2 separate regions of the Homo sapiens genome follow, and region 1 is linked to region 2. The links are chromatin loops, found by intact Hi-C in ENCODE. Cell type or tissue: OCI-LY7. All regions are shown on one strand. Each heading gives the region's core, and the rest is flanking DNA. Links, peaks and the distances in the headings are about the cores only.

Region 1 (15,423 bases), core at 5,063-13,062, 73 kb before region 2:
AAAAAAAAAAAAGGCAGAAAACACAGATGCAAACAGATACTAGTGTGCAAATATTTATAGCAGCATTATCACAATGGCCAAAAAATGGCAACAACCAAAGTATCCATCAACGGATGAATGGATAAGCAAAAGTGGTCTATCACTACACTGCAGTGTTCAACCATATAAAGGAATGAAGCGCTAATACATGCCCCAATGTGGATGAACCTTGAAAACATTATGTGAACTGAAAGAAGCCAGACATAAAAGGCCACATATTGTGTGATTCCATTTCTATGAGGTATCTAGAATAGACAAATCCATAGAGGCAGAAAGTAAGTTAGCATCTACCAGGGGGCACGTGGGAGGGAGGGAGTAGGGAGTTGCTGCTTAACAGGTACAGAGTGTCTGTTGGGATGATAAATATTTTTGGAACAAGATAGAGGTGATGGTTGCCATGATGAACGTAATGAATGCCACTGAATTGTACACTTTAAAATGGTTGAAATGGTGAAGTTTATGCTATGTCTATTTTACCACAATGAAAGAAAAAGAGCAAGAAAAGAGTGGAATGTAAGCTGGCCTGTCCGATGCTGGAGCCTGTGATCTTTCTCTTCCTCTGCGTTGTCTTCTTGAAAGTTAACCAAAGACAAAAGTTCCCACTGAATCAGCTTCCCAGGTGTAGCAGGGGGCAAGCAGCAAGGCCGGGGAATGAGCAAGCCCCGGAGGCGGTGTCGGGCTGACGTCCAGAGGCTGTGCATGCCAGCGCCCTCCGGGGCCCAGCCCAGCTCCTGACCCCCAACCTGGGCCTCGGCTTCCACTCTGCGCTGTGTCCTTAGCATCTTCTCACGTCACAGTCTCCTGCGCGGCATATTTCATGACTGTGTAATTGTCCTTCAAATAGACACACCCCACCCCTCACCAACCTTTCCTGGAAAACAAATTGTCTTTGCCCACAGCCTGATTTCATCTTGGCGCCTCCTGACGCCCTTGAGGCTGATGTGCCTTGCTGGAGCTCCTCACAGTGGGCCAGGGCAGGCCCATCTAGGTCCTTTTTCCTTTCTCATGACCATCCAGGTCAGAAAATTGGAGGTTCCTTTGATGCTGGCAGAGCTGGCTCTGCCTCTGACCCTGTCCTTAATGTGTGTGCATAGTGTTTCCTGTCCAGAATGCCTCTCTTTTGGAGTGGCGGCAGACAGAAGACTCAGCCACAGGCTTCCTGAGGGCACCCCCAACTCTGTCCTGGGTGGCAGTGATCCTGGTCCCTGTGGCTTGGCAGGCCCTCCCCATCCGTGGACCTTGGGCAGAGAAGTGGCATCACGTGGCTGAGGTGAGGGGCAGGTTCTCTTGAATTTCCTGGCTCGTAGGAGATTCCTGCCCCCTGCCCCCCAACCCCTTTATTTTGCAGCCCGAAGGGATGAAGTCTTCACTGGAGAAAAATCCAACATGATTTCGGATTGAGGAGGGTGGTGGGTGTTCTGGAAGAAGGAAAGTTGGCGGGCCCTGCCCTCGCCTATCACGCACAAAGAATGAGGGACACTCCCCACCGTTTCCCCACCGTGAACATCCCCAGCACCTCAGGGCCTGGGCTCCATGTGTCAGTGACCTGCATGTGGTTGCATTGGCCTGAGCGGAGCTGGCTGCATGCAAACCACTGGCCAGGAAGAATCCCACTCCTGCTGCTGCTCCTGCAGCTGCGCCGGGTCCCGCGAGCCCCCGCGTGCGCGGCCTGTGTAAACAGTGCGTCATCTCCTGTTGCACACTTTGGGCCTGCGGGTCACGACCAGGGATTATCAAATTGACAGAGCTCAGCTGGCCTCTCACTCCACGTCCGGGCACATTGCATTTTGTTAATTATCGTCTTTTGCTTTTGACGTAAAGGGTCGGGGTCTGGGTCAGGGTCACTGTGTATTTTCCTTTCCTTCTCATTAAAGTTGCCCAGCTCTCAGGGCCCCCAGTTAAATTCTGCCAGCGTTTAAAGATATCTTCCCTCGCTTCCCGACCCCTAAGCGCACTTCTTCCTTATTTCTGTGAAGCCACTGGAATAGCAAAGGAAATGTGGGTCAGGGTCTTTCAAACCCAGTCCATTTTATTTTTCTTGAAGGGCTGCAGCTATTTCTGAAGGGCTGGGTTTTTCTACTTTGTTGGCCCAGAGAACATGACACGCTGGGTCTCAGGCTGACCAGGTCAGCAGGGCACTGTGAAGGGGCTGGAACCACCCCCGACGCTTTGCAGCCCCAAGGCAAGGCTTGCTCCCAGCACTTCCCAGCCACACGGCCCTCACTTGGTTGCTCATAGCCCTGAGCCTGCTGTCTGCCTGTGATCCTCAGTGCAACCCTACCATCTGAAAGGGGTCTAGAAAAGTGTCAGTTCTGCCATTAGGAAAAGTGAATTCATCCAGAGCTCTAGTCTTGGAAGAGTTCCTAGCGCACAAATGGCATGAGCTGGAGGATAGAAGGGTCCTCCCTATTGCCTGGCTAAACCCCCTTTACCCTTTGGGCCATGATCAAACCTCTCCACAGCCGTGGAGCCACCTGTGTCTAAAGAGGCCACCTCTGTGAGCGCTCTCTCCTAGGTGCTGAGGGGCTGTGACCTGCACTCTACAGCCTGCAGTCCTTGCTGACCTTGAACTCCTGCCATTGGCCAACAGAGTTGGTCTCTGGGGTCCTTAGGGTGGACCTCATGGCCTGGGCACAGAATGGGCACTCAGGGAACCCGTATGGCTGATGGACCCCAGCTGAAGAAGCTTTCCGACTGGTCACTGGAGCAGTGGCCCCACCTCCACCTCTGCTCACAAAGACAGCTCCCATGCCTTGAAGTCTCTTCCTGGCCTGGTGGAAAACCCAGCTACCCTCATGGTCACCACCAAAGAGGTACAAGAGATCCTCAGCCAAAGAATTAAGGAGGTTGCAAGAGTGGTGGTGTGTGTCTGCACCATGATGGAGTCACAGGCCTTTCGTGGATGCTGGTTACTTCTGAACACTGTGTCATGGTGTCACTCCCACTTTCTCCTCCGCCAGACACACAAGACTCCAGAGAGCCCAGAGACCCCTTAGACTCTAGGTCTTTGGACTGTTCACCAAGGAAAGATAAAAATGGCAGACTGGATGCCATCTTCCTAAAGGCATCATGGCCTCTGGAAGGGCCCTGGAGAGGCCCCTTTGAGAGTTGGAGACAAGGGAAGATCCAGAGTTTCTTTGAGGGGGGACTGAAGCTTAAATAACTTGCTGAGCATGCTTTTTAAGAAAAAGAATAGGAGGTTAGGTACAAAAGTGAATATTGAGAAGGAGAAAAGAAATCACAACAAATTACTGAGGGCTTGGAGATTCATATCCTTTTCATCTGTGACCTCAATTTCCCGGAAGTGCTTCTGTAGAAATGCTCTGTCTCCCAAGATAGAGCATTCTGTAGCTCCCAGGACTACAAATAAAGGACTACTCCGTCTCAATTAACAAACAAACAAACAAAACCCTAAAGCTTCGGCCTCCTCAGCTTCATTGCAGATCTGCTTCTTTTTTTTTTTTTTTTTTTTTTTTTTGAGATAGAGTCTTGCTCTGTCGCCCAGTCTGGGGTCCAGTGGTGCGATCTCGGCTCACAGCAACCTCCACCTCCTGGAGTCAAGCAATCCTCTCGCCTCAGCCTCCTGCATAGCTGGGACTATAGGCATACACCACCACGCCTGGCTAATTTTTGTATTTTTAGTAGAGACGGGGTTTCATCATGTTGGCCAGGCTGGTCTCGAACTCCTGACCTCAGGTGATCCACCTCCCTCGGCCTCCCAAAGTGCTGGGATTCCAGGCGTGAGCCACTGCGCCCGGCCTCAGATCCGCTTCTGATTGGAGGCTGTGCCCACCTTCATGGGAAACGGTGAGCATCACCTTCCTTTGAACTCAAAAGAGGCACAGTGAGAGCCTTCCAGCCTCGATCACAAGGACCTCTACCCACAGGCTGCCGGTCCGGTGTGTCTCTGCCTGGCAGGGCTGTGCCTGGCACGGTGCCCGGGCCGTGCAGTCCATCGCCTGGGCTGACCACGAGGACACCCCGGTGAAGAGCTGGGCGTGCTTGGGCCGAGGGCTGCTGGATGTTGGCATCAGGCCCAGGGTGGAGGGAGGGACAGGCCACGAGCCCGCACAGCTCGTGAGCGTGTGGCCGGACTGATTTATTTTTCTCCCCAGTGACCCCGAAAACCAAACCCTGCCTTCTTTCCTTTGGTCTGTTCTTGTCTGGGGCTTGTGGATCACGTCTCCTGCCTGGCCATGGACAGAGAAAGGAACCACTCCAGACGGACGTGAGGGTGTGTGGCAGTGGCTTTTCCACATGGCCCTGAAGGTTTTGATTAAAAAGGTGGAAGAATGGTGCTTTTTCTTCCTGTCAGCCAGGCCTTAAATCAACCCTCAAGTGAGGAAATGCTCTCTGCGCCTGCTGCTCAGCAAACCTTTTTCTCTGGTTGTGACCGTATGAGCATGTTTAATTGCAAGCCAGGGTTTAGGGTTGGAACAGCCCCCATTCGCCCCACCACCCTCTGCTTTCCCCACCCCAGACCCCGTCGCTGCAGCTGGGTGAGCAGGGCTGAGTGAGCTCAGGGAATCGGAGCTCGGCGAGACGAGGGGAGCTCTTGGCCGTGTGAAGAGCACTTGGAGGCCTCCTGCTCACCTGGCCTAAGCCCCTGATTTTACAGATGGTGAATTCGTCTGGATTCTTGGCAGCAAGTGGCAGATACTTTCCTCCCAGTTGCTCAAACAAAGAGGGAATTTACTGCAGAGATGAGGAGGAGGGCGTTCTCTCCTATGGTCAAATGAAACCATGAGACCGACACGGCGGTACCTAGGCTGGGAACCCCCGAACCAGGGCACTTCTCCCCCACCCAGCAACCCTATCCTACAGTTTCTTCCTGAGATGGCCACGGCCCCTCCATCTGGTTTTAATTAAGAAAATTCCTTAGCACTGTGATTGGCCCAGCATGTTACAAAGGCAGGAGGCAGAGCAGATGACCCCATAAAGGACCTTCTGGTGGACAGACCTGCTATTCTCTATCTCCTTCTTTCCTGCTGTGAACGTTCACACTCATGCACACAGGCGCGTGCACACACACACACACTTATCCAACAAGCATATTGAGCACCTACTATGTGCCAGGAACATCATCAGTTCATTCAGCAAAGCAGAGTGGAGAGATTGCAGGGTTTGGAACTGGGCAGGCCTGGATTTGCGTCTCAGGTCTGCTACTTGCTAAGCGTTCCGTCTGCGGGCATTTGCGGAACCCTCACAGCACACCTGGTGCCGTGCTGCATTCCATCCTGATAAGCAGGAATGAGACCACATTCCTCCTTTCACAGAGCTCTCTAGGGCTCTGTTTCCACATCTGTGACCCCGGAACAGTAAGCCCCCACCTCACAGTGTTGTTCTGGAGAGCAACAGGAGTAAAAATTTATGAGAAAACCCACATCAAGGCCCAGCACAACGCCTGCCTCTCTCAGGGGCCGTGACTGTTAGGCCGGCCCGTCCCTCAGGCGCCCACAGCAGCCTCCAGCCCTGGCTCCTGCTAAAGACCCGACTCCCACCCCTGCCCCCGCCCAGGCCAGGCTTCCCGTAGCTGACGCAGATCCCCTCGAGGAGGGTCAAGGGGCGGCCAGGGTATGGTTGTGGGAGTGCCCCTCCTCTGTTCCCGCCCCGGAGGAGAAATGAGGGTGGCCTCCCAAGAAATGACCTCCACCCCATGACAGCAGAACAGGGCAGCCCCCTTGTGTGGAAGGAAGGGGACCCCTGGGAGCCCCTTTCTTCCAGAGAGTCTCTCTCTCCTGCTCAGCCTTCCTGAAAGCTGAGCCTGTCCACGTTGGGAAATTGCAAATAGTTTACATGGGGAATGTCAGCTGCCCACATATGAAAATATACACATCATTAAGCCCTAAGTGCTTGCGTCTGGAGATAGAGTGGACAGTCTCCCGGGCCGACCTTTTGTCCACTGACGGAACCATGGCTAATGAGCGCGGAGCTCCTCAGTGGGATGTTTTCCTCTACTGAAGTGAAGCATATGTTGGACGTTAGCGTGTGTGTGTGTGTGAGAGAGAGAGACACATGACAGCACTATACAAACACCATTGGTCAAAACACACAGAGTCCACCGCACCTCCTTATCCAGCCCCCATGGGCCTCCAGGGAGGGCTTGTTCCTCAACACCACATCCTCCTGCACACTGTCTAGGAAGGAATGTGGCATCCTTGGAGTACATGCTGGTGCTCAGGGATAAGGTTCTCTGGCCAGATTCCCTAGGTTTGAATCCTGTCTTTGCTCCCAGGCCAACTATGTGCCCTTGAGCAAGTTACTTAACTTCTGAGCCTATTTCTGCGCCTGTGAAGTGAGGACAGTAAGAATAATAAAACCTATCTTAAGAAGATCAAACAAGGTTACTCCACATAAAGCTCCTAGGACCTGGCATATCATAAGTGGGTGCTCAAGAAAAGGCAATGATGGCCGGGTGTGGTGACGCATACCTGTAATCCCAGCACTTTGGGAGGCTGAGGCAGGTGGATCACTTGAGGCCAGGAGTTTGAGACCAGCCTGGCCAACATGGTGAAACACCGTCTCTACTAAAAATACAAAAATTAGTCAGGTGTTGTGGGGCGTGCCTGTAATCCCAGCTACTCAGAAGGCTGAGGCATGAGAATAACTTGAACCTGGGAGGTGGAGCTTGCAGTGAGCCAAGATTGTGCCACTGCACTCCAGCCTGGGTGACAGAGTGAGACTCTGTCTCAAAAAAAAAAAAAAAAAAAAAAGAAAAAGAAAAAAGAAATGGCAGTGATGGCAGTGATGATGAGAATGATCGTAGCAGCCTTCTCCAGGAGGTGAGGCTGGAAGAACGGTCCTGCCTGCTGGGAGGATCATCTTAGATGTGGTTATGTCAGAAGCAGGTCCTAAAGAACTGGGTGGGGTTTGGACATGCCATGAAGGGGTGGGAAGGAACGAAGGGACCAAGCAAAGGTCCAGTAGCCAGAAAGCTGGAGCTCGCCCAGGAAACAGCCAGTGTGGGGCCAGAGCACTGGAGAGCAGGGGAAGAAAAGGGGAAGCAGGTCGGGCAGGGTGTTGGGGGCCAGGTCTAAGAAGCCACTAGACTTGGTCCTATAGGCATTGGGGGCCGCTGATGCTGTGTGGTGCAGAAAAACTCCTTTGGGGACCATTGTGTCAAATGAAAGAGCAAAGAGTAGCAGAGACCTGTGAGGAGCCTCCTCAATAGTCCAAACAAGAGAAGAGAATTCTCCAAACCAGGGTAGTCAGCTGGGGATGGAGAGGAGGCAGTGGGTGGCAGAGACGCCACGGCTGAGATTGCTAGATGTGAGTGTTCCCAGCTGTGAAATGGGGGCCAGCTGGTTTTGACTGGGGCCAAGGAGGCCAAAGCCATGTCCTTCCTAGAGGGCTGGCTCAGGATACCTGGTTAAGGGCTTATACCACTCAGATCCATGCCTCCCAGTCAGAGGTGCCAATCCTGGCCCCGCCATGGGCCAGCAAGTGACTTGCAGGGGACCCCTTCTCTCAGTTTCCCCATCTGTGCCATGAGTGGGTTGAAGGGCTGAGCCCTGAGGGGTCTTTCCTGGAGGGTCCTCTGATCTCCACCTCCTCCGCCGTCTCACTCCTGAATCTCTGAACGAGTATCAGGCCTGTGTTTCTGGACAGTTCCCAGGGTGACGCGGGGCAAAGGATTATCGGTGGCTCTGGGGAGGCCTCTGGGTGTAGCTCTGAGTTGATTTCATGGTCTTTCAGTCCCGCTTCATCCCTGGGTGCCTCCAAGGGCACCAGCCAAGTACAACTGATTCCATCTCCACCCTGACACTTGAAACAAGGGATGTTAATACAGGGAGATGCTTTGGGAACCAGAGCCTCAAACATCTGGAGTTTCGCACTGATGCAGGAAATGATGTCCCTTCCTCACGTCAGTCATTCATGGTGCAGAGGCAGGGAGCAGTGCCGGGAGAGCAGGTGCAGCCGCCTTGGCGACGCCATCCTCGGGGCTGATAACTCAGCCACTGATAGCTGCCCCAGGAGGGGGTCAGCCTCAAGCTACGGCAGCATTCCTGCCAGCCGTTCCTGCTTATTTCCCATGATCTTCACTAGTCCCTCTGACTCCGAACAGCATCTCCCTTTCTGTTCAGTGCTGACTCTGTCCTCCAGGCGCTGGCCCTGCAGTCCAGCTTCTCTCTCCTTCAAGGTCCAGGCCTGTATGACCTCTCTAGGGCTCCCTCTCGAATTGATCGCTCTCTCTCTCTCTTTTTTTTTTTTTTAATTTGAGACTGCTTCTCACTCTGTTGCCCAGGTTGGAGTGCAGTGGCTCAGTGATCTCGGCTCACTGCAACCTCCGCCTCCTGGGTTCAAGCGATTCTCGTGCCTCAGCCTCCTGAGTAGCTGGGACTACAGGCGCATGCCACCATGCCCAGCTAACTTTTGTATTTTTAGTAGAGATGGGGTTTCACCATGTTGGCCAGGCTGGACTCGAACTCCTGACCTCAAGTGATCCACACACCTCGGCCTGCCGAAGTGCTAGGATTACAGGCGTGAGCCACCGCACCTGGCTGAATTGATCCCCTTTTTCCCCTCAGTTGTTGTTGCAGAGGCCGTACTCCTCTGGTCTGAGATTATAGTCAGTTGGTAATTATTCCAGGTGTGCCCACCTGGCCTCCCAAGTCTTTGGGGACCAGAAGGCTGGCAGGCCGTTGGGGTGAAGGAGCATAGGGAAGCAATGGCACCACCTTGTGGACGGCCTGCTTCATGGGCCTTGGCTGAATGCGTGGAGGCAGAACTGGGGTTGGGCTGTCGCCTGCCCTTGTGCTTGGGTCCCTACCTCTGTAATGCCACTGAGGGTGGGTGTCTGAGCATCAGCCTCGGGTGTGGTGGGTGATCCACACGTGCTTCCCGGATTCAGTGCTGAGTGTGGTGCCCACTGGGGTGGCTTCATGCCCAGGCCTGGCCCCTGCCTTCCTCCTCAGCACCCCTCCTCCCCAGCCTGCCTCAGTGTCTGAAATACTCCAGATCATTCCTGCTTCAGGTTAAGCACAGATGGCGCCTGTGAAGCGGCAGTTGACCTGGGAGGGGTGCGGCAATGAGCATTTGCTGTACCAAGGGGTGCTGGGGGCAAGGGATTAGCCAGCAAGTCACCCCATTCACTCTAAACCCATTGCTGTACAAATGCAGCTTCAGGACAGGCCCCTAGTTCTTCTCTCCAACCACACTGCCACCCCAACAGTCTCATCATTGAAAATTCCAAGGCCTCCCGTGCATTGAATCGTTAGTGGTCAGCAATACATCATCCACACCATGCCTGAATATCCCAGAGGTTTCTGCTCTGATGGAACAGAAGATGAGAGAGGCGACCTACGCGGCATGATACGGTTTAGGGTCACAGCAGCAGAGGATGCATGAGATGAGGACAAAAAGGAGGGGAGAGGCTTAGAGAGGAGTGAAGGTGCGAAGTCACCCTAGGCGTACTTCATCCGTTTCGGTGGGGGGTCTGCCCTACTTATGTTCCAAGTGATGGGAAGAGCTTTTCTCCGTGCCCTGTGGTGCCCAGAAAAACATCCCAGGCAAGTTTCATCTCTTGCTACCTGAAGAGGTACATTCTGGTCATCACAGATATCAGGAACTGCCCGGATCCCCAGAACCAGTGGCATAGAGCAGAGAGCGAGTCTGGGCCATAGGGAAGAGGTGGTAAGAAGGAGTGAGTCATCGGGGGTCCCGAGGGGAGTTCCAAACCAGCACGAGCTCTGTCCGATCTGCCCGCTGGAATAGCAGGCAGCCTTGGCTCCCCTGGCCCAGTGCGGCCCCAGGTTCCTCCAGTGCAGGATTCAAGGTCAATTTCCCATCCCAAGAGAGAGGCAGGGCAGGTTCTTTTACCTCCAGGTGAAGGGGGCTTTTATACAGAAGAACCAGCTCACAGAGCAGGCAGAGTGCCCCCAGCTTCAAGGTTACCTCTGTCCCTCCCCAGCTTCAGGGGGGACCAGAAGGGGAGAGTCCTTCACCAAAGAAGTGGGTGGGGAGCTCAGCGCTGGGGAGTGATTGCCAGAGGGGTTCTCACAGCCCGCAGTTCCTCATGGCAGGCAAGGCCTTTCTCATCCAGCCAGAGGGGAGAGATGTCTCCTGCCAGCACCCCAGGCTACACAGCTGTGTCCCCAGGGCGTATCTTGGTGTCTTCAGCTGTCCCAGAGAGATGATTACAGAGCCCTGCTCAGGGATAGCTGGGTGTCACCCTGACTGTCATCAGAGTGGACTCTGGCAGGGCCAGGCTGAGGCTGACCACTGTGTAGCTTCAGCTGTGCAAGGCCACAAGGGGCAGGCATTCATGGCGGGGACTTCAAGCAGAGAAACTCCCCTGCTCCTTCCAGTTAACTTGATCCTTTCAAAGGAACCTTGGTGCCCAAATTCACTGTTGTGTTAAAGTCGAGGTCTGCAGCTAGAGCTGTTTAAGGAGACCACCTGGTGACCTGAGGGGGTCCCGGACCCCTGGGGCAATTTTACCAACGAGCACCACCAAGACCCCTTCCAACCTGGCTGCCTTCACCTCTGCAGGTATCTACAGGCCTTGAGGCCCTCACGCTTGGATTTCTGTATGGTTAGACATTCAAGGGGCATCTTTGATGGGGGAAGCGTGGCACCCCTGACCATCAGCTCCATCCCAGAGGGACATCCCTGCAGGAAGAGCTAGAGTGCTGCCCAGCCATAGCTCTCCTGACACTCCTGAGTCCTCAGTGGAGTGAGGGTAACATTTCTCTCCAGAACCCACCCGGCCTGTAGGGTTCCCCCCTCTCCCTTCTCCAGCCCACCGCCCACCAGCCAGGCATCTGAAACTGCATGGAATTCTCCTGCCTTGAAAGACCCAGTGGATGGATCCCGGTGCTGAGCTGAGGTTACTCAGAACCCCAGAGCCCTCTGAGCTTCTGGGTGCCTTGTTTCTTACACGGTGTATCCGATCTGACACGCAGCCAGCGGAGGGCCTTCTTAAAGAGTCTCTCTTTGTAAGTGACTTCCAGGGAAGGACCAGACATCCTCTGGTTCCATTGATGCAAATAATAAATGTCCGACTACAACTACTCGCTTCTTACCCTTCTGGCAGGTTTGGGCTTTAGTTTCAGACGCAATGGCCAGCAGCTTCTTATTCCCATCTTACTGGCAAAGGTGTCACTCCCTGGAGGCACTTGAAAGGGGGTTGGGTTGGAATTGTTTAATCTCTTCAAGTCGAGCCAGTGGTTATAAAGCCAGACATTATTACCCACTCATTAACTCCCTTGTTAGGGCTTTGCCCTTGGGCAGAGCTCCCCTGCCAGCCAATCCAAAGTATGAGAGTGGTGTGACTTCATGTACACAGTTGGGTCACCTCTAGACCCTGGACAATCCCCTTCTCCCATCTGCTGAGAAGGGAGTTCAGTTGGCTGTCCCTGCCTGCAGGTAGGAGGGTCAAATTCTGCTTTGCCCCTTATTCCGTCTTCTATAAAGCCTTTCCCAGATGACCCCAGCTCACAATGACCCCTCCCTTCTCTGAGCCGTGGGGCTCATTGTCTCGAGCTGCATCACTTGCCTCTGCTATGGGACCAAACAGCACCCTGGTCCTCATGCTGAGCTCTGCAGAGTACCGGGGGCTAGGGTCAGACCTTATGGGTCCTGAGGGGATAAGGTGAGAGTGGGGCACAGGTGGCCCAGACAGCCCACTCCCTCCAGCCAGATCTCACTCATTAGACACCCAACCTAGGTTCAAATCCCCTCTCAGGCACTTACTGGCTGAGTGACCCTGAGAAAATTGCTTAACCTTTCTGGACCTCGGTTTCCTCATCTGCAAAATGGACACTATAATAATAGCCACCTCAGGATATGATTCAGTGAATTAATGAAGCAATGTGTTTAGCCCAGGACCTAACTAGAGTTAGCCTTCAGTATATGTAAGCTATTGTTACCAATTAAGTTATTTTTATAGGTTTTAAATATTGGGTCTGTGGATAAATTTCATTTGGAGGAGAAAAGTTTGCTACTAAAACAAACAAACAAACAAAAAAAAAAAACAAGAAGAAAGAAGGTTTGAAAGCCATTGAATTTCAACCAACCCATTTTGTACATCACCATGTACAGTACAACCGAGAGGCATAAGAACTTTTCTGTTGGGATATTATACCTTATAATATATCATTTCTGTCTTACTGGAGAAAAAGTATTTTGAGGTCAAAACCACACTAGCTCCATCTCTTTTTTCTTTTTTTTCTTTTTCTTTCTTTTTTTTTTTTCTTTTTTCTTTTGAGACAGGGTCTCACCGTGTTGCCTAGGCTGTAGTGCAGTGGTGTGATCATGACTCACTGCAGCCTCGACCTCTTGGGTTCAAGGAATCCTCCCGCCTCAGCCTCCCAAGTAGCCGAGACTACAGGCAAGCCACCATGTTTGGCTAATTTCTTTTTTTATTTTTAGTAGAGATAGGCTGTCACTATGTTTCCCAGGCTGGTCTCAAACTCTTGGCCTCAAGCAATCCTCCTGCCTTGGCCTCCCAAAGTGCTGGCATTACAGGCATGAGCCACTGAGTCCTGCCTGGCTTCATCTTCATCTTTTAATTCTACCCCTGCCCAGCACCAGGCTGTGCCTGTGGTGGGTAAGGGTGGGTCCTTCCTAGGTGGAAACAAAGGCAGAACCCTGCAGAGTGCACACAGGTGGGCAACTCAGGTCCCCCTTCTGACCATTCTGTTTCTCCCCATGGCCCACCCTGCTGGCATCTCTATCTGGTCCTTGCTGACTCGCACCAGGCTCAAGGTCATATCCTGGCACAACACATTGTATCGTCTTGCTCACGAACAGACAACCAGCACCAGCTCCGTGCCAGGCCTTGGGCCCTCCTGGACTAAGGGTGCCAAGCCATCGGCTCTCTCCTTCCTGAAGCAGATTTGCCCAGGGCCTCGGGATTTGTGCTAATATTCAGTTGCTCTGAAGTAGCCTGGAGGTACTGGTTCCCAAGAGACTCAGCTGCCAGAATTTCCAAGAAAGTTCTCCAAGTCTTAGAGGCACAAGCCCCCAGTTGTCGACTCCCAAATCTCAAAGGACCCTTCAGGCATCTCTGGAGCAGCTCCTTCCTGTTTCAGAGGGTGAGACGGAGGCACAAAATGGCCAAGGTCAGAGGCCGGGCCAGAGCTCAGGCTCCTGGCTCTTGGCCTGGGGCTCCTCCCATGACATCGAGGATCTTTTCTGCAAAAGTTGTGACCCGTGCTCTGTGGGTTGCTCTTCTGTGTCTCCTGGGGCAGAGTGGGAAGGCAGGTGGGAGACAGCAGCCACTACCCAGGCTGCTGTTGGTAACTGGGAAATGTGCTCTGAGACTGCTGTTTGGTGGGAATGGCTTGGCCTGCACTTGGGTAAGTGGTGTTTACTGTCACAGCAGCTCGCATCCACACTGCAGGCTGCCCCCCAAGAAGCTGAAGCCTCTCAGGCCTGGCTCAGCTGGGAGACCCTGAGGGCAGGGGTGAGCCTGCAGAGAGGGCTGGACCTAGAAAAGAAATAAAGAAGGAAGGAAGGGATTTGGACATTCAGAACCGTGGGGAACAGAAAACAAGCCACTGATTCCATTCACCAAGGACAGGCCAGCTGCTGCCTCGGGCGTCCCCTCCACCCCCAGGGATTGACACCCCCGCCCAGAAACCATCCAGTGGACTCTTAGCAAATCAGCCCCATAGGGAAGAGGAGGCAAGGCTTTCAGATTTCAGCATCCTTTTGGGAGAGAGCTGTGTCCACACCCCATCTTTCTGAGTCCACTCCCAGCAATTTTCTCAATTATCTCTTTAATTTATTAAAAACCCATCTCAAAGCCCAGCTGGTGAGTCAGCCCCTGGGAACAGCTGGCAGAGGGTGAATGGTGGGAGGAGGGGAGGGGGTGGGTAAGGCCTGCCCTGGGTGGAGCTGCCTTCCAGATGCGGCCGCCACTCCTGGGTAGGACACAGCAACTCTCTGAAATGTCCTTTCAAATTTAAAATACTCAGGCCAGCAGCTTAACCTAGAAAGATAAAGAAACAACGGTGGTGACATTTATTACGTGCTTGCTACTACTGCCAGATCTGGGCCAAATGCCTTACCTGAAGCTTTTATTGATTTGCTCCAAGAGAAACTCCTATTCCTGATTGTCTTCCTGACAAGAGTGAGGCTGAGCAGTTAAGACCAAGGCCACAGCTGCGAGTCACAGATCTGGGATTCAAACCCAAGCCTGCAGCTCCGGGGCTATAGCTCCCCTCCCCTCCTCACCACCCTCCTCCCTCCTGAGCCTTCCTGTCCACCTTGGCCTGATCCAAACCCTTTCACACATGAACCTCGAGGCTGGGCAGGTGTTCATCTTCTCTTTTGCCCTCGGAGGAAAGAAGCCCAGCATGGCCAAGGGGCGTCACCAAGCCTGCTGGGGGCTCAGTGATGAGCTGGGTCACGCTGCACAGCCCCTTATGGTTGGGAGCATTTGCACACCTTGTCAGCTCTGACTACATGCCCAGGCCATGGGGACTGTCATTATCAATGTTTTGCAGATGAGGAATGAGGCTCAGAGAAGCCAAGTGACCTCCATGAGGTCACACAGCCTGTAAGTGACACAGTCAGAAGTCTCATCCTGAACCTAGGCTCATTCACCACCTTCCAGCTCAGCCACCTCCCCAAACCACCAGTGTCCAGGTAGCCCTGAGCCAGGTGCAGCCTGGAGGGGGCAGCAGGTCACACACTGGGGCACAGACGGGCTGCCAGATGTACCAGCACCTGGAGCGTGGCTGGTTCTTGGCCCAACACCTGTGGGCAAACCCGGCCGCACTGCTGCTGGCTCCTCACTGACCACCTCCCTTCCCTTCCTTCTTCCAGTCCCCTGTTTTCATAGCCCAAGTTGGCCAAGACCTGGTCTCCCAGACGGAGGAGAAGCTCCTACAGAAGCCGTGCAAAGAACTCTTTTCTGCCTGTGCACAGTAAGTGCCGTAGTCACCTGGCCTGTCCTCCCCGGGCTGCCCAGAGATGGGATGCCGCAGCTCTCCACCTGACCATACAGGGCACTGAGGCAGGTCTTCCATGCCTGACAGCTTCAGCCAAGTTATACCAACTGTTTGTATACTTCCCACGAAGAGAAAAAGATATCAAGGTGCCAAGTCCAAAGAAAACATCTGCTGCAAAGGGTATTGAAAGCAAGTGGCTCTCCAGGCTGTTGAGACAGAGGAATGTGCAAACATTTGACCCTGTCTGGGTGGTTTGGAAGTCTTTCCCAGGGTCCTCAACCCCCACCACTGCCACCAACCCGAGCCAGTGCTACTGATGCAGGGGGAGCTTCTCAGCCAAACCCCATCACCTTGTCTGCAGGTGGCACGTCTGCCGTGCAGGAGGTGACACAAGTCGATGGCCATGCTGCCAGCAGAGCACCAACTAAACCCCCACCCCATCCTGCACACACACACTCTGAAGGCATGAGCACTGAGGAGCACA
Region 2 (15,423 bases), core at 3,017-11,016:
TCTCAAGGGAGGGACCTGTAATCCTCACGTGTGGAGGGAGGGAGGTGATTGGATCATGGGGGTGGTTTCCCCCATGCTGTTCTCGGGATAGTGAGTCCTCACGACATCTGATGGTTTTTTAAGTGTTTGGCAGTTCCTCCTTCACACGCTCTTCTCTCTCTCCTGCCACCATGTAAGATGTGCTTGCTTCCCCTTTGGCCATGATTGTGCATTTCCTGAGGCCTTCCCAGCCATGTAGTACTGGGAGTCAATTAAACATTTTTCCTTTATAAATTACCCAGTTTCTGGTATTTCTTTATAGCAGTGTAAGAATGGACTAGTACATCTGTCAAAGAGGATTTGTCCTAACGCATATGAGGACATTGAGTATGAGACATTTTACAGTTCATTGGTGTTTGCCCTGAAACTCCAATGGCCCCTTATTCCCCGACAAGATTTATCTGGGGTGTGCTTGATGGAAAGGTTCCAGGGCCTGAGGCTGGGGGCTCCTGACCAAGAAAGGGGCTTTGAGGAGGACAGAGCACTGGACTGGGAGTCCAAAGACAGTCCTCATTCCATCCTGTCAGCTTGGGTATCCCCATTCCCCCTCAGCCTGCTTCCTATCTATGCCAGGAGGGCTGACCAGGGCTGCTCCCAAAGATCTCACCCACCTCTGCGGTCATTAAACTGATGGTGAAAGTCCTTGAGGTGGCCTGAGGGGTAATAACTTGTAAAGTCAGACGTCCATGGGTGGAACAGAGCAGAGACGGCCACGGAACTCGGAGGGTGTAAACAGCTCCAGGCACCCAAGCCAAGTCAGGCACTGGCAGAGAGTTTGGCATCTATTTTCTAATAGCTAAGGGAAATAAAAAAAAAAAAGCAAAAAAAACTTGCGGAGTTATATATTTCCTGTGGAATGAAACATTCTCAAAGATCTACTTCCTGGATCCGTACTTGCCCGCCTCTAACAGAGCCACGAATAAGGTCTCTGACCACTGGAGACACGACAATGGCACTCAGCCAGGTGGCCTATCAGTCGTCACGGAGAATAAAGGCACTGTCTCTACTCAGACTGTAGGAAGGCTGGCCTCCAGGGCCCTTTATGTTCCTTTTTTTTTTTTTTGAGATGGAGTCTTGCTCTGTCACCCAGGCTGCAATGCAGTGGCGCAACCTTGGTTCACTGCAACCTCTGCCTCCCGAGTTCAAGTAATTCTCCTGTCTCAGCCTCCTAAGTAGCTGGGATTAGAGGCGCCTGCCACCACACCTGGCTAATTTTTGTATTTTTAGTAGAGATAAGGTTTCGCTATGTTGGCCAGGCTGGTCTCAAACTCCTGACCTCAAGTGATCCACCTGCCTTGGCCTCCCAAAGTGTTAGGATTACAGGCGTGAGCCACCGTGCCTGGCCCCCTTTACATTCTGAAGACCTAACTGAATGCAGCCCGAGAGCCTGGGTGTCTATCAGTGTTTCCCAAAGCATTGTTGTGCATGGCTTTGAACACACAAAACATGGAGTGTTCAAACCCTGCACATTCCATAGACTGGTCTGGCCCTTGATGGGATCCTAGGAGATGACCTCTAGGCCCTCAGAAAATCCAGCCCAATCAGACTGTCTTTACATGCTGAGGCCTGGGCCATGCCAGATAGTTTATGCAGGCAGTGTGGTTTATGGTTGGAGACATGGGCCATATGGTATCAGTTTAACCTCTGGAGGGGCTAGAGACTGAGTCACTAAGATCAGCCATATGGATGTTCCACACCTATGTGAATGATCCTCAATTTAAAAAAAAAAAAAGCCGGGCGCAATGGCTCACGCTGTAATCGCAGCACTTTGGGAGGCCAAGGTGGGCGGATCATGAGGTCAGGAGATAGAAACCAGCCTGGCTAACACGGTGAAACACTGTCTCTACTAAAAATACAAAAAAAAAATTCGTTGGGCACGGTGGCAGGCATCTGTATTCCCAGCTACTCGGGAGGCTGAGGCAGGAGAATTGCTTAAACCCAGGAGGTGGAGGTTGCCGTGAGCCAAGATCGCACCACTGCACTCCAGCCTGGGCGACAGAGAGAGACTCTGTCTCAAAAAAAAAAAACCCTGGACACCAAGACTTCGTTGCACTTCCCTGGTTGCTTCATGTATGTTGCCTCCCACTGCTCCTGGGAGAAGTAAGTGCCGTTCACATGACTCCACTGGGCGAGGACAATTGGAAGCCGTGCCTGTCTATGCACCTTTGCTGGTTTGAATCTGGATCCTTTCTGAGTATAACTCAGAGCTTTTCTGAGTTCTGTGAGTCCTGTTAGCAAATCAGGGAACCTGAGAGTGGTCTTGGGGACCTCCCCCCAACTCAATGGTCTTTGGATAACTTTGACAACCTACTCTATCAGTTTTTCTGAGACAGAGCCTGGAGTGCTCATTTTATTAAGTTTCTCAGATGTTTCTGAAGCATAGCAAAGTTAAGAATCACTGCTTGAGAGAAGGAAGTGGTGTTTTCTGTTTGTTTAGTTGAGACAAATATATGTGTGTTTGCTTTGCCTTCAATTAGCTTGTAACCCTTACAACCGGAATTACCAAACATTGCACTTGTACTGTGGTCCCCAAACTGTCCATCCAGGCACCCAGATGCCACAGCAAACTCACAGGCATGCCATCGAATATTTTATTTTATTTTATTTTATTTATTTGGAGACAGACTCTCGCACTGTCACCCAGGCTAGAGTGCAGTGGTGCAATCTCGGCTCACTGCAACCTCAGCCTCCCAGGTTCAAGAGATTCTCCTGCCTCAGCCTCCTGAGTAGCTGGGACTACAGGCGCCGGTTACCACGCCCAGCTAATTTTTGTATTTTTAGTGGAGACAGGGTTTCACCACATTGGCTAGGCTGGTCTTGAACTCCTGACCTTAGGTGATCCACCCTGCTAGGCCTCCCAAAATGCTGGGATTACAGGCGTGAGCCAGAGCGCCCAGGCTGAATATTTTAAATCTTCAATGGCTAGATAGCAGTCATTAACAATGTGTGAACCAGCTCCAGGTAGTTCACAGTTTCAAAGCTTGGTCATGCTACCTTCCTTTTGATGGAATCATATCTTCGCACAGCTGGGTTTTCGGTGATTGCTGTGATAAAAAGTAAGTACCACACAAAAATCAATGGGTACTTGTGTGGGACAGGAAATCAGGGTGGTGATGTCAATCTGATTCCAAGGTCTGGGAAGCTGCGTGATTTCCATGAGCATACACACCTCAGTAGTGAGCAGCTTTGGTTGTTTTACACTGAAATAGAAATGCTCTTTTTTCTTTCAATTTATGTATGCATTTTTTCCCAATGGCTGCTAATATTTATTAAATTAGGACACAAATACTTATAAAGTTGTTTGGACCTAATCACTTAATATATGGAATTGTTCGATTTTGTTTGATCGAAGGACACCATGAAAAAATTACTGAGACACTAAGGATATCATGAACTGAAAAAATTCAGGAACCTTTGGACTAATGGGAAGGGTCAGCATAAGTAATATTGTTTCCTTCTCAGAAGTGAAGGAAATACAAGTTAAAGGACACCAAGAAGAAACAATAAAACAAATCCAGAACATGGGTCGTTTTACACTAATACTTGGCCTAGTGTCTTCAAAATGGTATTGCCACTACATTAAAAATAGATTGAAGATTGGTCTACATTGAGAGATATTACAATGCCAACTTTTTTTTATTGGATCCTGGTTTTTAGAAGTACATTTCAGGTCAGGTGTGGTGGTTCATGCCTGTAATCCCAGCACTTTGGGAGGCCAAGGTAGGCTGATCACTTGAGGTCAAGAGTTTGAGACCAGCGTGGCCAACATGGTAAAACCCCGTCTCTACTAAAAATACAAAAATTAGCTGTGCCTGGTGGCCCACGCCTGTAATCCCAGCTACTTGGGAGGCTGAGGCACGAGAATCGTTTGAGCCCAAGAGGTGGATGTTGCAGTGAGCCGAGATCACTCCACTGCACTCCAGCCTGGGTGACAGAGCAAGACTCTGTCTCAAAATAAATAAACAAATAATTTTTTTAAAAAAGGACATTTCAAAATGTTCTATAGCTTGGGAAGTTTGAATATGGAGTAGGTATTAGATGATATTGGGAATTATTGTTCATTTTATTAGGTGTACTAAATGTCCTTGTTTTAGGTGAAGCATTATGTCTGATTTTCTTTAAAATAGTTTGCCAGCAAAACATGAGCAGAGAAATGAATCATGGCAAAGTGTTCATTATTAAGTCAAGGTAATGTTTTTGTTATGGTTGTGTTTTTACTTTTCGGAATATTTTGAAATTGTCCTAATACAAAGTTTGTTAAAAGTGATGGGTTAGTGGTAAACTGAGCAAAATGATTTGCACTGAATAGGCAGGAATATAAAAATATGGACAACTCCACTGAAACTCCTCCCAACTCTGCCACAGAATCGGACATAGGCAAAATGGCACCTTGGCTGCTGAAGGTTTTGTGAAGTAGCCAATCTCCCTAATGGGAAAAATCAGAATACAACCTCAAAAAGCTCATGCATGGAGGAGGAGGGGCCACCTTCTTCTCACTCCACATGGCTGGACGAGGAGTTGAGGACAGAGTGTGTGGATTATCCATCTGCTGAGAACTGAGACACCAGAGCTGGGCGTCAGGATGACAGCACAGTGAGAGGCCCAGGACCCTCGATACCCCATCCCCAGCATCACCACAGCTCCTGGCTCACGTCGAATGTTCCACCTGGGTGGACTTCTCAAGGAGATGCTTGCTATGATCAGAATGTTTGTGTCCTCACCCCCAAATTCATGTTGAAACTAAAAGCCAAAGCAAAAGTATTAAGAGGTAGGGCCTTTGGGAGGTCATGAGGCTGGAGACTTCGCCAGTGAAATTCGTGCCCTTATCAAAGAGGCCCCAGAAAGCTGCCTCACCCCTTCTACCATGTGAGGACACAGGGAGAAGACGTCCATCTGTGAAGGAAGCTGGTCCTTGCCAGACCCTGAATCTGCCAGCACCCTGGTCATGGACTTCCCAGCTTCCAGACTGTGAGAAATGTCTGTTGCTTCTAAGCCATTCAGTCTAAGGTATTTTGTTACCGCAGCCCAAATAGACAAACACAGTGTTCCTTAAAAACTGCCAGGCACAGCGGCTCACGCCTGTAATCCCAACACTTTGGGAGGCTGAGGTGGGTGGATCACCCGAGGTTAGGAGTTCAAGACCAGCCTGGCCAACATGGTGAAACCCCGCCTCTACTAAAAATACAAAAATTAGCTGGGCGTGGTGGCATGTGCCTGTAGTCCCAGCTACTCAGGAGGCTGAGGCAGGAGAATCGCTTGAAGCTGGGAGGCAGAGGTTGCAGTGAGCCAAGATCACACCATTGCACTTCAACCTGGGTGACAGTGAGACTCTATCTCAAAAAACAAAAACAAACAAACAAAAAAACACTGCATCCCAGGCTGGGTGCAGCAGCTCATGCCTCTAATCCCAGCCCTTTGGGAGGCCGAGGCGGCAGATCACTTGAGGTCAGGAGTTACTTGGGAGGCTGAGGCAGGAGAATCACTTGAACTTGGGAGGCAGAGGTTGCAGTGAGCCGAGATCGGGCCATTGCACTCTAGTCTGGGCGACAGAGTGAGACTCTGTCTCAAAAAAAACAAAAAACAACAACAAAAAAAACTCTGCACCCCAGATGCTAGAAATATTCCATAGCCGAATGCGGTGGTAGTTATGAGTGTGTAGACAAATGGAGACATCCATAGAGCTCTCCACTTAAGATTTGTGTACTTTACTCTTTACTGAAATTAGGTACGTCTTAGTTTTTTTAAAAAAAATTCCTTCCACCAAAAAAAAAAAAAAAAAAAAAAAGAAGAAGAAAAAATGCATCCCAGTGAGCTGGGGAGGAAAGAGTGAAATTGTAGCTGCTTATCTGGGAAGCTTCAGAAATAAAACATTTTGGAACGACCACCCCGAGGTAGAAGACGAGGATTTGGAAATACACTTTTAAAATAAAGTGATGGGAGGCTGGGTGCAGTGCTTCACACCTGTAATCCCATCACTTTGGGAGGCTGAGTCGGGTGGATCACCTGAGGTCAGGAGTTTGAGACCAGCCTAGCCAACAAGATGAAACCCCATCTGTACTAAAAATACAAAAATTAGCCAGGCATGGTGGCATGCGCCTATAATCCCAGCTACTTGGGAGGCTGAGGCATGAGAACCCAGGAGATGGAGGTCGCAGTGAGCCAAGATCATGCCACTGCACTCCAGCCTGGGTGACAGAGCAAGACTCTGTCTCAAAAATAAAAATAAAATAAAGTGGTGGGAAAGAGAGACGTTTAGTATCTCAGCCACACTAAACCTTTAAGCCTCTGTGCACACAGCCAGTCATTTCTTGATCTCTTTGTTAATATAACTTTAGTATCAGGCAGTTTGTTGTACAAAGTCCTGCAGTTCTTCAAGTAATAAACTCACATCAAAACACTGTTTCCGAGCATTAAAAAAATATATAGCATTGATTTAAAAAATGAATGAACTGAACAAAGGTCTCCCACTAATGACCCTCGTGGGATATTTGAGAGGGTTTTGGAGCCAGCAGAGGCCAAACTAGAGAGTGGGGCGGGGTGGGGGCGGGGACGGTAGTCAAAAACGTCAGCGCAAGCCCAGGAAGTACCTCGAAACCTCATCTTCCTGCCCGAAGATGAACTGCCTGAACTGTGCGGGGCAGAAAGGATGGGAGCAGCTGCCCCACCTTCCTGCCCAGTCCCAGCCTCTGGGGAGAGGGTCTCCCCAGGGCACCCTTCTGGGAGAGACAAGGAGAAAAGTTGGTGGGAGGGGACGGTCTGACCAGGATGGGTGCCCAGGGCCTTGGAGGGTCCTCCCGTGCTGCAGGGACCCGCAAGAACCCCGGGAGCTGCCTCCCTCCACAGCTCACCAGCTCCCCCGTGAGCTCAAGCCAGGAATTTCAGGCAGGCTCTCGGGGGTCCCCAGACTTCCTTCTACTCCAAGGAGCCTGGGGAGCCCGGGACCTCCCAGAAAAGCATGTGGGCAGCTCTGCCCTAGGAGACCATGGTTCTTGTCAAGAAAAAGTCACCGAAGTCCAAGAGGCTCCTCCAAAGAATGTCTACTGAATTCCCTTCCCCTTCCTTCGGACACAAAATGTCTGGAGAGGCAACAACCTGGTTCCAGGTTGGAAATGGAGCCATATTACGCTGCTGGGGCACCCACCACTCAGATCTCCCTCTCACTTCTCTGGCTTCCCCCTGCATGTCCCCTTCTGGGCCCAAATCCTCTCCTGAGAGCCCCCCCACCCCTGGTTTCGAGCCTGCAATCATTTGAATGACATTCAGGTCCAGCTGGCTGCCCGTCGATCACGACTCGAACGCGGGGTAACATCGTGTGCATGTGTGTGCGGGGGACTGGGGGGACAGTGAAAGAGTCCCAGGCAAGGATCCAGGAGTCAGACCCGGCCGGGATCTGCTACCCTTCCCTGCGCACCTTAGGCAGACCACACGACCTATCCCTGGTTTGGTGGCCTCATAATAATCACCAAGGTTTATTAAGCCGCTGTGCGCAAGGCACTGTGCTGCGCACATTGCATGTATTATCTCATTGGATTTTATATAGTGCTAGCGTCTGAATGTTTGTGCCGCCCCCGACCCCCGCCCCAAATTCACATGTTGAAACCGAGTCCCCAGTGTGATGATATCAAGAGGCAGGGCCGGCTGGGGCACAGTGGCTCACACCTGTAATCCCAGCACTTTGGGAGGCCAAGGCGGGCGGATCACTTGAGGTCAGGAGTTCGAGACCACCCTGGCCAACATGGCAAAACCTCCTCTCTACCAAAAATACAAAAATTAGCCAGGCGTGGTGGCGCATGCCTGTAATCCCAGCTACTCAGGAGGCTGAGGCAGGAGAATCGCTTGAACCCAGGAGGCAGAGGTTGCAGTGAGCCCATATCATGCCACTGCACTCCAGCTTGGGTGACAGAGCGAGACTCCATCTCAAAAAAAAAAAGAGGCAGGGCCTTTCGCGGGTGATTAGGTCATGAAGGCTCTGGGTCGGCACCTGAATGAATGGGAATCAGTGCTCAGAGACCCTAGGGAACTTGCTTGCCCTTTCCAGCTGAGCATGTGCCCAGCATGTGAGGACATAAAAGGCACCATGGATGAGAAACAGGCTCTCACCAAACACCTCATCTGTCAGTGTCTTTAATCTTGGGCTTCCCAGCCTCCAGAACTGTGAGCAATAAATATCTGTTGTTTTTGAGTTACCCAGGTATTTTGTTATAGCAGATGAAACAGACTAAGGCATAGGGACCAATATTATCCCATCTAATAATTGAGAAAACTTGGGCTTGAAAAGATCCATGATGGCTTACGCAAGCTCACAGGGCTAATAAGCGACGGAGCTGGGATAGAATTTAGGCAGTTGAACTTCATGACATGAACATAACCACAATTCTCATGCTAACCAATAGTAAAATAATAATAATAAACAAATAATGAGGCTAGGCGCAGTGGCTCGTGTCTGTAATCCCAGCACTTTGGGAGGCTGAGGTGGGTGGATCACTTGAAGTCAGGAGTTTGAGACCAGCCTGGCCAACATGGTGAAACGCCATCTCTTCGAATGCTACAAAAATTGGCCGGGCGTGGTGGCGCACACCTGTAATCCCAGCTACTCGGGAGGCTGAGGCAGGAGAATTGCTTGAACCCAGAAGCAGAGGTTGCAGTGAGCGAAGAGTGCACTGCTGCCCTCCAGTCTGGGTGACAGAGCATGACTCCATCTCAAAAATAATAATAATGATGATGATAGTTGACAGAGGTTCTTTTAGTGCTAAGGTTCTGGGGAAACCTGCAAATTTAGTAAAGGTGGACCCACATTTTCATGTTTTCAGGTCATGATGAGTGACCTCGCTCCTTTAGGAAAAAAGAGAGAAATATTCCCTTTGGGAGGCACAGGGACAGCCTCCTGGGAGATCAGAGTCTCGCCTCTGCCTCTGCAATCAGCCAGGATCTGTAGACACAGATATTTATGAGGCAGTCTGCGGTGCTCTATTTCTTCCCCCATTCTTATGGGGGTGAGAGGGGCAGAAGGAGACCAAAAGCCACATACTTGCAAAGTCATCCTTCCTCTGGAGACCAAGAAGCAGCAGATTCTTTTCCTGGGAAACAAGTCTATCAGGCAGACATCTGTTACTCTTTGCGATCTGTATGCCATAACAGTTTAAAAAACAGAGTTTAAATGCTTAAAGAAGAAGAAAACAGTTTGCCTGTGTTGCAAAGCAGCATATAAACGGTGCTGGAATTAGCACAAGGGAAACATTTATCTTTCCTAGATAATCTCAAAACAGGCCTTTTTTTTTGGATTGTATATAATTATGTTTATTGGCATGGAAAGATGCTCATGATATATCACTAAAGGAAAAACAAAAAACAAAAAACAAAACTGGTTGCAAACACAAACTAGGCTTTTTAAAGAAGCATTGACTCTGCCTCCCTGGCTGGGGCCGGGGCCCTCTGTGTATCCCATAGAGGAAAGGGTAGAATGGGCCAAGACTGGCTGGGTAGTAGCCTTCTTCCTGGGAGAACAGAGACAGAGTCACATTTTCCAGCAGGAATGACCAAAGATTTGCCTGAGCTGGATAAGCCCAGCCTGGTGTAGTGATGGATGGTGGGCTCTGGGGATCCAAAAGACCTGGGTTCCAGTCCTAGCCCCACTATGAGTCGTGGTGACCTAGTGCAGTTTCAATGCTGCTGGAGCTCACTTCTCCACTGACACAGTGGAAGTCACATCTCCTGCACACAGGGGAGGTGCTCATGAAAGGGTGGGCTTCTCTCCCTCCAATCTGTGTTTTTTTTATTGTTTTTTTTTTTTTTGAGATGGAGTCTCACTGTGTCTCCCAGGCTGGAGTGCAGTAGCACAATCTTGGCTCACTGCAACCTCTGCCTGCTAGGTTCAAGCAATTCTCCTGCCTCAGCCTCCCAAGTAGCTGGGATTACAGACATCCACCACCACGCCCGGCTAATTTTTGTATTTTTAGTAGAGACGGGGTTTCACCATGTTGACTAGGCTGGTCTAGAACTCCTGACGTCAAGTGATCTGCCCGTCTCAGTCTCCTAAAATGCTGGGATTACAGGAATGAGCCACTGCGCCCGGCCTCCAATCTGTGTTTTTATGACAAAGGCATGGATTGGCCATGAGCAATGGGCAGCCCTGGGGTGGCAGGCTGTGAATGAGGGGGAAGGGGCTGCCTCGAGGGGTTCGGTCCCCTCCTCAGGAGCTAACACACAGCCTGAGACCTGAAGGATGAGAAGGAGCCGGCCACACCAGGGTCTGGAGGAAGCCACTCTGCGCATTGGCCGTGGCCCACGCAAAGGCTGCGGGAAGCAACATCCTGCCTTGCTTCCGGTCGGCTTCAGGCCTGTGAGGCTGGGAAGGGCCAGTCGTGGAGGATGGAGGGTGAGGTGGGACTGAGCTACATGTCCCGGGCCTTGGTTATGATCTGAATTTTGATGTTGAGAACAAGAAAAAGACACAAAAGGGGCTTAAGAAGAGTGAGCAGCATGACCAGGTTTGTTCTTTTAAAAAACTGGATACTAGGCCAGACGCGATGGCTCACACCTGTAATCCCGGCACTCTAGGAGGCCAAGGCTGGAGGATCGCTTAGGGTGAGGAGTTCAAGACCAGCCTGGGCAACATAGGGAGACCCCCATCTATACAAAAAAAAAAAAAAATATATATATATATATATATATTATATACACACACACATACACACACACACACACACACACACACACACATATATATAACAAATTAGCCAGGTGTGGTGGTGTGTGCCTATAGCACCAGCTACTCAGGAGGCTGAGGTGGGAGGATCACTGGAGCCCAGGGGTTTGAGGCTGCAGTGAGCTATGATCACACCACTGCCCTCCAGCCTGGGCAACAGAGTGAGACCATGTCTCTTAAAAAAAAAAAAAGAAGGATACTAGATGAAGATGAGGAGCAGGGGTGTGGCGTGAGGAGGACAGACCAGCTAGGAGGAGGAGCCTCTGGGCAAGAGATGAGGTGACCTGGTCAGGGCCCGTGGCCATGGAGATGGCAGGCATGGACACGGTGAAGCTATATTTTGGAGAAGAATCTAGAGGACTTTCTGATGATCAGATGTCGAAGTGCAGGACAGAGGAGACTCTCAGGCCACTTCCAGCTGCCCCTACCCAGTGGCCTTGTGGGAATCAGGAAAAGGGCTCCTCTAAACAAGCATGCAGCACAGGGCACCCGTGCAAGACCCTCACCCTGAGACCCTCCCTTGCAAGTGCGAAGTTGCTCAAGCCCCTGATTCTCACTCAGAGACCTGGTCAATTTTGGACTTGCAAAGCTTGTAGTGTCTGTGGCAATCCAAGGGGAGCCCTGGGCTCTGCCCAAGGTTTAGGGACCATTTCAACACAGTGATTCTACCCCTGGCTCCAGCTGTGTGTGAAGTTTCTTCCCTCCCTGCCTGGGCACCAGACTTTTTACAGTACTCACTGCATTGGACGCAACTAACCTTGTGAAGAAAAGAGTTTTTAAAACCCTGGAAGCTAATGTTACAAGACTATTTAGCACTTAAATAAATGCAAGTTCTAGAACATCTGCAGCCAAAATGAAAGTAAATAATGACAGAATGTGAGTCATGAGTAGTTTGCAAAGATTGTAAACAAAGCATCCTCCCAAATTCAGAGCCATGGCCTGAGAGTTGGGTACCAATTAATCAGCCCTTAACTCTATCACACACAAAAGGACACGTGTCCTCATTAGCAAGTCATGAGGGGAACTTAGCTAACTGACTGTCACTTTGCTATCTGGAGTTCACTTAAAACTGAAATAAAAAGCTTATTCCCTGAAGAACAGAGCACTCATGCTCACATTGTTTGAAAGAATCACTTCACTGCCAGTGTCAACATGAAACTTAACATCCTGATATTTATGGGAAAGGCAAAACAACCCCGCTCGTAAACTGAAGAGATGAGCCCAACCACCCAGGCATGTCCCATCAGTCCCTCTCCCAGGGGCTGGTCACTTTCTTTCTGATGGCAGTTGTTGGTGCAGACTTCATGTCCTCTCCTAGCCAATTGCTCTCCAAGGGCAGGGTTAATGCCTCATTCTTTCATCCCCCTACATTCCTGTGTCTAGTATTTGGCCTGGATGTAATAGGTGCACATTAAATATCTGTTGTGTGAGTGGATGAGCATCTTTCCCAAAAGGCCAATGTTCACTCCAGCCCTGGACTTCCCGAAGGCCCTGTCCAGGCAGAGGATGGACCAAAAAGGGAGCTGGGTAGGAGACAGAAGGTTTGGCTCCTGTCCCAGACTCTGCCACTCACAAGCATGTGCTCATGTGAGCCACGTCATCCATTTTGGTGTTCCCATCTCTAAAACAGGAGGAATAGCTGTCCCCCCACTTTTTAAGGGTTTGCGATGACGCGATGGGAAAGAAGCACTTGGAAAGGGGTTCCACAAGTGTGATGTGGTTCCCCTCACACCTCAGAGGGGAGTTCTGCAATTGAGAAGGCGGGGCAGTGGAGGACCACGGTTAGACATGGTGTGCAACTTACTCTCAGAAAGCCAGCAGGTAAGCAGAGTGGATTTGGAGGTATAATGAATGACTGCAAAGTCACAGAAGACAAGGCCACCCAGGCTGTGCTCTCTGCACATGGGAACTAGAAATCAGAGTACAAAATATGGAGCCAGCAGATAACACAAATATGGGAGTGGCCTGCTGTAAGGCAATAGGGAATGGTGGGGCCTGCAGCCAACTAGAGATTACAATCATGCTCTGCTTCAGGCATTTGCAAAAAGATTTAAAACTTACACCCCATGAAACAGCAAAACGCATCTATGGCCTGCTGGCTGGGAGTCTGAGACCCCTGCAGATGGCTGTATCAAGCATGTCTTTTTTTTTTTCAAATGGAGTCTCGCTCTGTGGCCCAGACTGGGTGCAGTGCCACAATCTCAGCTCACTGCAACCTCTGCCTCCCAGGTTCCAGTGATTCTCCTGCCTGAGGCTCCCCAGTAGCTGGGATTACAGGTGTGCGCCACCACACCGGCTAATTTTTGTATTTTTAGTAGAGACGGAGTTTCACCACGTTGGCCAGGCTGGTCTCAAACTCCTGACTTTAGGTGATCCGCCCGCCCCAACCTCCCAAAGTGCTGGGATTACAGGCGTGAGCCACCATGCTGGGTCTCTAGCACGTCTTTTTATTCCAATGCTCACTTGGGGCCTTGCTGACACTGGAGAGACTGCCCCTCCCGGGCAGGGCCCCCTAATTCCTAGAGATAGTAAACAACTAGGGTGTACCTTTAATATGCAAAGCAACCAATCCAGAGCATGTAACCCAGATGCCTCCTTGATCAGACTCTCACACTGGGGGCCATGACCCATCTGCCCTAAGCACCTCACGGGCTGGCCAGACAACTAGGGACAGTCCCTATACCCCAGAGCCTGCTGAAATGACTCAAACCAGCCCGTCCGAAGCCTGTTTACCCTGCTTGCCTTTTCCAAAGAAACCACAGTAGAGGCTCTTGCCCACATTTTCCCTCTGGGCTGCCTCCTGACCCTGGTGCTTCCCCCACGTGGCCCTGCATGACTATCGCATGCCACCTCAGCTTAGGAACTGCGAGCAACAAACTCTCTCCAGTGGCAGTTGTCTCCTGACTGTTGGCCTCATTAGGCCTGAATAGTAAGAAAACCTGTATTTTCATACATCTGTAAACCCCACCGGAGCACAGATCATCATTGCTGCTTTATTTCCCCCTGTGAATCTCGGCACCTAGCACAGTCTCTGGCACGTTGAAAACACAATTTCTTTCTCTTTCTTTCTTTTTTCTTTCTTTCTTTCTCTCTCTCTCTCCCTCTCTCCCCACCCCGCCCCCCCCGCCCCCTCTCTCTTTCTTTCTTTTTTAAGCCAGAGTTTTGCTCTGTTGCCCAGGCTGGAGAGCAGCTCACTGCAACCTTCGCCTCCCGGATTCAAGCGATTCTCCTGCCTCTACCTCCTGAGTAGCTGAATTACTGGCATGCGCCATCATGCCCAGCTAATATTTGTATTTTTAGTAGAGACAGAGTTTCACCATGTTGGCCAGGCTGGTCTCAAGCTTCTGACCTCAGGTGATCCACCTGCCTCGGCCTCCCAAAGCGCTGGGATTACAGGTGTGAGCCGCCACACCCAGCCAAAGATACAATTTCAACGCTAATCGATGAATGGATGGGCATAGGGACGAAAGCAAAGGGCTGGGTAGAAGCATCTGTTTGGCTACGCGGGTCCCTACACTTCAGCCTCACATTTGCAATTGCTTCAGGACACTAAATTCTGCATATGCCTCATTTCTGCGACTGGCATAGACGTAGGCAATCAGGCAGGAGCAAGCCAGAGGGAGTGGCATAAGTTCACGCTAGTAGGAGTAAATGGTGATTAAACTCTGAGGCTCACCACCCTGCTGGCATTCAGCTCTTCAGGCAGCTCCTAAGTGGGGGCGGGCGGAAGGCTTTTCTTTTAATGTCCGATCTTCTGGCTAACTCTGGCTATTTGCTTTATTCAAACTCTTAAAAAGAGATGGTCATCTCAAAGAGTCTCTGCACCCATTGATAAAAGGGGAAAAGTCAGAGAGCAGCCTCCTCGCCCACCTTCAGTCTCTGGGACCTGCCCACAACAGGCTCTTCCAAAGGGAGTCAATCAGGTCGCCATGAAGCCTCCCTACGTCTGCAATGGTGCAGTGGGCTGTCCCCACATCCCTGAATAACCGAACTGCATCCGGTTAATAAACCGAAAGCTGAGCTAGAGAACCTGTGTTGTTTTTCATCTTTACTCTTTAAAATGCATCAATCTAGCCAGGCGCGGTGGCTCACACCTGTAATCCCAGCACTTTGGAAGGCTGAGGGGGGCAGATCACTTGAAGGCAGGAGTTCGAGACCAGCCTGGCCAACATGGTGAAAACCCGACTCTACTAAAAATGCAAAAATTAGCTGGGCATGATAGTGGGTGCCTGTAATTCCAGCTACTTGGGAGGCTGAGGCACAAGAATCGCTTGAACCTGGGAGGCGGAGGTTGCAGTGACCTGAGATCATGCCACTGCACTCCAGCCTGGGAGACAGAGTGAGACTCCATCTCAAAAAATAAAAAATAGGCCTGGCGCGGTGGCTCATGCCTGTAATCCCAGCACTTTGGGAGGCCGAGGCAGGAGGATCACGAGGTCAGGAATTTGAGACTAGCCTGACCAACATGGTCAAACCCCGTCTCTACTAAAAATACAAAAATTAGCCAGGCATGGTGGTGCATGCCTGTAATCCCAGCTAATCAGGAGGCTGAGGCAGAAGAATCGCTTTAACCCATGAGGCATAGGTTGCAGTGAGCCAAGATCATGCCACTGCACTCCAGCCTGGGCAACAGAGCGACACTCTGTCTCAAAAATAAATAATAAATGCACCAATCTGCT

What was found. Peaks named below come from ENCODE experiments on the same cell type or tissue, not always from the same donor. Only the 100,000 strongest peaks of a DNase experiment are listed, where the experiment ranks them.
Region 1: a loop joins it to region 2, with 4 times the contacts of the local background. A loop is called at or near these places in 6 of 110 quality-filtered maps.

Annotation. Positions count from the first base shown.
Region 1 is chr10:119,408,352-119,423,774 of GRCh38, forward strand. It overlaps GRK5 (G protein-coupled receptor kinase 5), which reads left to right. Exons shown (of 16, transcript NM_005308.3): 5 at 14,815-14,915. Among named protein-coding and RNA genes, the nearest start is that of MIR4681, 38 kb to the left of the region's middle. In OCI-LY7, for the core only: a CTCF peak has its summit at 8,706 (motif pointing left); a DNase peak (open chromatin) is centred at 8,730.
Region 2 is chr10:119,483,030-119,498,452 of GRCh38, forward strand. No RefSeq gene overlaps it. Among named protein-coding and RNA genes, the nearest start is that of RGS10, 52 kb to the right of the region's middle. RefSeq lists an enhancer at 13,368-13,707. In OCI-LY7, for the core only: CTCF peaks have their summits at 6,901 and 7,108; DNase peaks (open chromatin) are centred at 6,632 and 6,872; H3K4me3 peaks cover 779 bases; H3K27ac peaks cover 390 bases.